Linked DNA regions of Homo sapiens: region 1 is linked to region 2. The links are chromatin contacts, found by Hi-C in ENCODE. All regions are on one chromosome and are shown on one strand. Each heading gives the region's core, a stretch centred on a gene start or an enhancer-like site at or near the end of the contact. The rest is flanking DNA. Distances are from core to core; before and after follow the strand shown.

What was found. Hi-C counts contacts between places; a loop is a spot of excess contacts on that map.
Region 1: a loop to region 2 is called in a map of cardiac septum, with 2.5 times the contacts of the local background. The contact joins two enhancer-like sites. A Hi-C loop is called at or near these places in 3 of 168 maps with a recorded cell type or tissue (aorta, cardiac septum and chondrocyte).

What each region holds. Positions count from the first base shown.
Region 1 is chr21:35,562,245-35,565,294 of GRCh38, reverse strand. All of the region lies in intron 1 of LOC100506403 (a long non-coding RNA gene), which reads left to right. Among named protein-coding and RNA genes, the nearest start is that of MIR802, 160 kb to the left of the region's middle. Within about 2 kb of position 1,259, at least 6 of the 41 ENCODE cell types and tissues checked have a DNase peak (open chromatin) inside an H3K27ac peak, as active enhancers do.
Region 2 is chr21:35,196,807-35,199,509 of GRCh38, reverse strand. No RefSeq gene overlaps it. Among named protein-coding and RNA genes, the nearest start is that of RUNX1, 150 kb to the right of the region's middle. Within about 2 kb of position 1,434, at least 5 of the 41 ENCODE cell types and tissues checked have a DNase peak (open chromatin) inside an H3K27ac peak, as active enhancers do.

The DNA.
Region 1 (3,050 bases), core at 10-2,509, 370 kb before region 2:
CAATTGTAGTCCTTTCCTGAGCTGTTGGCCTCATAGTCCTTGGATAATCATAAAACCCACATTTTAAAACAGCATTGCCCTCTGCACTGAAAATAAGATGGGCTTGTGTTAGGGCTTAAGGGAGAACTTTTCTTGGTTTTTGTTAAAGAAAATACATGTAAGATTTGTGTAAGAATTCTTTGTTTTGATTTCCAGTTGGAAATTATAGAAATAGAGCAAGACAGAGTTGCAAGAAGTTTTGCCTTATCCATAAAGGAATGGATAGAAAAATTATGAAATTTCCATAGCCTGGAATACACAACTATTAGAGAGACTGAGTCACAGCTATAGGGGTTGATGTGGGGGTGTTTTCCTTTCTCTTTTTGGGAGAGAAAAACAAGATGCAGAGAAGTGTTTGACAGGGGATTCTACTTTTTAAGAAAATAATGACATAAAGGATGTATCTGTGTGGATATGTGTATACGTGTCTGCATAAAACTAGATGAACCTGAGGAGGAACATGGAAGGGTGCAAGCTAAGTTGATTGTATGAGTTAATGTGGGTGGATATTGGGGAGCAGGGAGAATAGAGAGGCCAAGGAAAACTGAGAGAGAAAAGAGAGCACTTAAAATCTCATATCCACACTTAAATGTTTATATTAAATTATTAGTGTTAATATGTATAGATACATTTTAAAGCTCTATAATTCAGTGGTTCTGCTCTTTAGCAGAATTTTACTCTGTGACTCAAGATATGTTAATATCATTCTTGTGTGATTTACTTTTAAAGGGAGATGAAGATAGATTTGCCTGCCATCCATCCCGCCTGTTGAACGCAGGCAAACAGAGTCCTTGGGTTTTAATGTCTTATTGCCAGGCAGACGTGGGCTAGACTTGAATCACCACCTCCCCAGTCAGGTCTCTGATGTGTAAGACAAGCAGCATGGGAAGAACCAGCTGCCCTGCAGAAGAGACGCCTGTCTCTCCAGATAGAATGGAGCGTTTCTGTCCCTCGGGTTCCAGACCACCACAGACTCACCAGCTCCAGCCCCTGCGGTCACTTGGCCAGACAAAAGCAAGTTCTTTTCTCACAGCACAGGGCCTCCTCTTCTGCAAACTTAGCCCCTTCTGTTGGGTGTTACTAAGCCGTGAGTCTAAATATGGCACATGGCCGTTGGATGGAAATCATTTCCAGTAAAAGAGGATGTTTCCTCAGCAGTTTTCAAGCTGGCGCTGACTCAAGCATCCTCGAGGGAGACCATTTAACTGGTCATTAGGGAGACAGCAAAAAGGCATTGAGGAATTCTGTAACAAGATGCGTATCCTGTGTGGAAGGCCCCCTGGGACTCTGACCATTGGCTCTCTGTGCTTGCTGGAGAGGTTTTATTGATGCTGCATAAAAGTATTTTGCAGCAACAAATCTGTTAGTTGTGCATTGGTTTAAAGATGCTGTACTGTACTGGATCCAGCTTTGTGAGGAACAGCACTGAAGGTGAGACGTGGCACTCAGACAGTAATTAAATGTTTAAAGATGATTAATACCCAAGTCAATACATCATCAGAGGTAGAGAAGAGAATTGAGGCCTTGAAAGGAGAGGTGAAAATTTATGCTGAGATTTTTGGGCAAGCTATTTACACTGCCCTGAAGGCAACACATACACTTACTTACAAATTGAAATGTTTGAAAATCAGAATGTAAACACAGTGAGGATTCCTTGACGTAGACTCTATAGTGCAAAAAAGGGTTTACTTGAGGGGTATGTAGGGTCTGTCTGCTATGGAAAAAAAATGATCCTTATGAGAATAAAGTGTCATAAAACTTCAAGGCTAGTACTTGTAGACTGACAAAGATATAGCTACTGAGGATGATAAGACCAATGATCTGAATTCAAATAGGTCCTTCAGGTTCTGGGATCATTCAACACCTATCAGAGCTCTAGCAGCAGGTCCATAAGAGTAGGGGTTCACTTTGCACAATGAAGCATGGATTCATAGGATCTTTGGTGTAGGAACCCATTCCACTAGGGTTCATTCCTGTTCCCAAATATTTTCTTTTTCAACACTGTTGATGTCGATCTTTAGGGAAGCGTTTCAAAGTACATGAATGGCAAGAATGAGAGAATGTATTTTTAAAATGGAAGATATGCTAAAAATGTACTTTTTAAAAGGATCTGAATGAAACTACAGTTACTTAATCAAGAAACAATATGACTAACCACAGCTGTGTAGTTCTTAGAGAGTATTTACGAATGCGTGTCGTCAATGAATGTGTCCTGGGCATGGACCATGGGGTCAGAAACTTTTATTTATGTATTCACTTATTTATTTATCTTCTAAGTCTAGAACTTTCTTTCTTACAAATAGGAATCTGTAAAGTGTAGTAAATCAGGCTTATTTGTTTTAAAGAAGTCATTTGAACTATTTCTCCTTTAAAACAGAAATATTTTTAGGTGCAACCTGTTGCCCTTGGCAATAGAAGTGCTGCTCTGTTAATCTTTGCTCTGATCTCTCTTTTCATGTTGTGATCTTTTAGACTCTGTATTGGTCCTAAAATGATGGGTCTTTATCCTTGGGATAACTCTCAGTGCCTTTCCTATAGGAGGTCAAGGTCAAGGCTCCTTGTAGTGACACAGAGTTGGGGCTTTCTGCATATAGTACTGAAGCCCATAGAGAAGTGGAGGCCCGAGAGAAGATTCACATGGTGGAAGGAAAGGGATGGTGAACCCATACTACTAGAAGATCATTCAGCCCTAGAGACCATGCTCCAAGCTAAGATCATGGCCTTAGTGAGAACCTTCCTTGAAATTTCCATGAAACCATAGCTCAATAGTCTCAGAAGGGCATTAGCTGCGTCCCGTGGGCTAAGGGGGCAGGCTGCTTCTGTGACAAGTGATGGTCCTGAGTATGACACTTGACTCTCCTGGGTGTGACACTCTATGGATCTATATAAAATGATTTCTGTGGATAAGGTAGGAAGACTGGCAGGAGACATGACAAAAGAAGACCTGCCTATGCGTCCATTGGTTGGAGCTTGGTAGGAAGCAGTAGAATATGGAGCAGTGGGATTCTTGC
Region 2 (2,703 bases), core at 185-2,684:
GCATGTGGCATTATCGGTGGATGAGCCTTCTCAGAGCCTGTTGTTTGGAGCAAAAGAGAGTATGGACATTTCAGCCTTTACTGTAACATGAGAATAAGAACACCCATTGTGCACTGCATTTATGAATTAAATGTCATCAGACCGTCTAGTGCTTAGCACAATACTGAATAGGAGGATGCAGTCAATGATTGTTAGTTTCACAGTCCTTGGGGTGTTCGACCCTCTCTCTTCACATCAGGGATGCTGAAATGTGTACATGTGCTAAAAGAGATATGTAGGAATAAGTTCTTAAGTGAAGAAAGTAGAAAAAATGGGAAAGTACCATGCTGAACATGAAGGTCACTGAGTTTCATGAAATGACTTGGTCAATTTTCTACATTTAGGTCTTTAGCTGAAATGTACAAACAACTGTAAACCAATTCAACATTTGTATGATACATATGTGTGTGTGTGTGTGTGTGTGTGTGTGTGTGTGTTCTATGACTGTTGATATTTTGAAAAAAGTGTTTTGTTGTGGGTGGTTCTTTTTCTTTAAGCTGTGCTTTTAGAAGTTTACTATGTTCTTAAATATATCTTTTACATGTAAGTGAAATCTTTGTTTCCTAAAAAAAGAAAAAAACACATCCTTGATTTTGCAATGGAAATCAGTGAAGCAACTGGCTATCAGAAATTCACTTTATAATATTTGAGAAGCTCCAAATTTAGTGGGAAGTACCACTAAACCAAACATATCAATATCTAGTGTCACTTTCACTTTTCTCTCAAGGCAACTTTGGCAAGACTCAATATTTTGAAACAACCCGTACATATGAATCCCCATTTGTAGTTTGTTTGTTTTTTTAAACTATCTTATTTTGAGTTAATTAATTTACCCCTTCCAAAGCCTATCTTCCCTCCCATCAGTTTCTCCAGGTTGTTTTCTTCTATGTTATTTTTCCTTTGTATTATAATTTGCCTTGTATAAGTCAATTCAACATCACACATCAAACACTAGCTATGTGTTTGTGTACTATGTGTTGTCACATCACATAAATTTAGAATCCGCTGAGATCAGAACAACATTTTATTCCTTTCTTTTCTTCCTTCCTCCAATTCCCAAAGTAGAGAATTCAGAAGAGTGGTGCTTGCCAGCAATTTTTGATGAGAGATCAAGCTGTTGGGGAATGTTCTTCTCCTCTTATTTCATTCCATTTGAATCTATGACTGTTGAAGTTTTCCACGTTCTTATACTGACTCAACAAATGTCCCCAGGGGTATTTCCATCTTCTAAGCATTAGTTCACTTTCTTTGCTTATTTACTCCCAGTTGCTTCGTGAACTGAGCCAGGATATCAGTGATTAATGACTCAGTACTATTTCAGGAATCCCCTGCATTTTCCATATGCTGACTCACCTACAGTTTTCTATGTTCACCTGTTGGGAGCATGGCTGTGGCATAGGACATGTGGCTTTGGATGGCCAGAAGGCCCTGAAAACTTATATGCAATTGCAAAACTGCCATCCGAACAAAGCCCTTTTGCCTGTTTTTCTTTGGCACTTTTCTTCCCTTGAGCAAGTTCCTTGAGAATAGAGATGGATTTGTCTTAGTCATCTTTGAATCAGCAATGGCTACCTTAGTACTTAGGGTTGCAATAAAATATCTGTACTCAATAACTATTCATTGAATGATGGAGTAATGTAATCTTGAGGAGTCTCAAAGACAGTTAATTTATGTTTGGTGAATTGTAATGGTTGTAAACGTGGAAGAACCATTTTAAGAAGATAAAGGCTTAGGCCAATATCCAGGAATAACTTAAATGCCTAAAGTCTTGGAGTTACTTAGAAAGAATGGTATGATGAGAAAACCATAAAAGGACCAAAAAAGAGTCAAAGCAGTTGAATGAAACCTGCCAAAGGTTTTATTACCATGCAGCCTTATTGGTGTTGATTCTCTTAAGCTGGTCTTTCCTGCAAAACACATCCCTTGTTTTTGTCTGTCTTTAGCACTAAACCCAACTCTTTTGTTCATACTAACCCCTTTCTTCAAATATATGACATGAATTACACGAAGTAAGTATGCACGATGTGTTAGGGATCCCCACAGCCATTCTCAGATTCAATGACTCACTAGAAAGACTTACAGGACTCAGCATATGGTCATATTCACAGCTACAGTGTATTATAATGAAAAGATACCAAAGGAGATGATCAAAGTGAAAAGGCACATGAGTTCAAGTCCAGAGGAAACAAGAAACCAGCTTCTATGAGTCCTCTCTCCCAGCGCAGTCGTACAGGACATGCTTAATTCCTTTAGCATTGAATTGTGACACATGTTGTCTACCAGGGAAGCTTGTTAGAGATTCAGTATCCAGAGTTTTTATTTGGGGCTTATCACATAGGCACTCTTCCCCTAACACACACCAACATTCCAGACTCTCCAAGAAAAGCAGGTGTTCAGCATAAGTCCCATTGTGTTTATAAACACTTCAGGTATGGTAAACCAACTTTATCAATTAGTTAAAGCTTATCAATTAATTAAGCCACTCTCTAGTGGTGGAAACATTACTGAAATCCCAATTTTCAGATGTGAACCAGGGACCAACCTTGCAAGTAGGTGTTCATCAGGCTAGCAGTCTCAGGACTGCTATATTTACTGTACAGTGTACACCAAGCTCATCATCTTTCCCTATCTTGGAATATTCCACCCTCTCAATCCCAGCTCTGT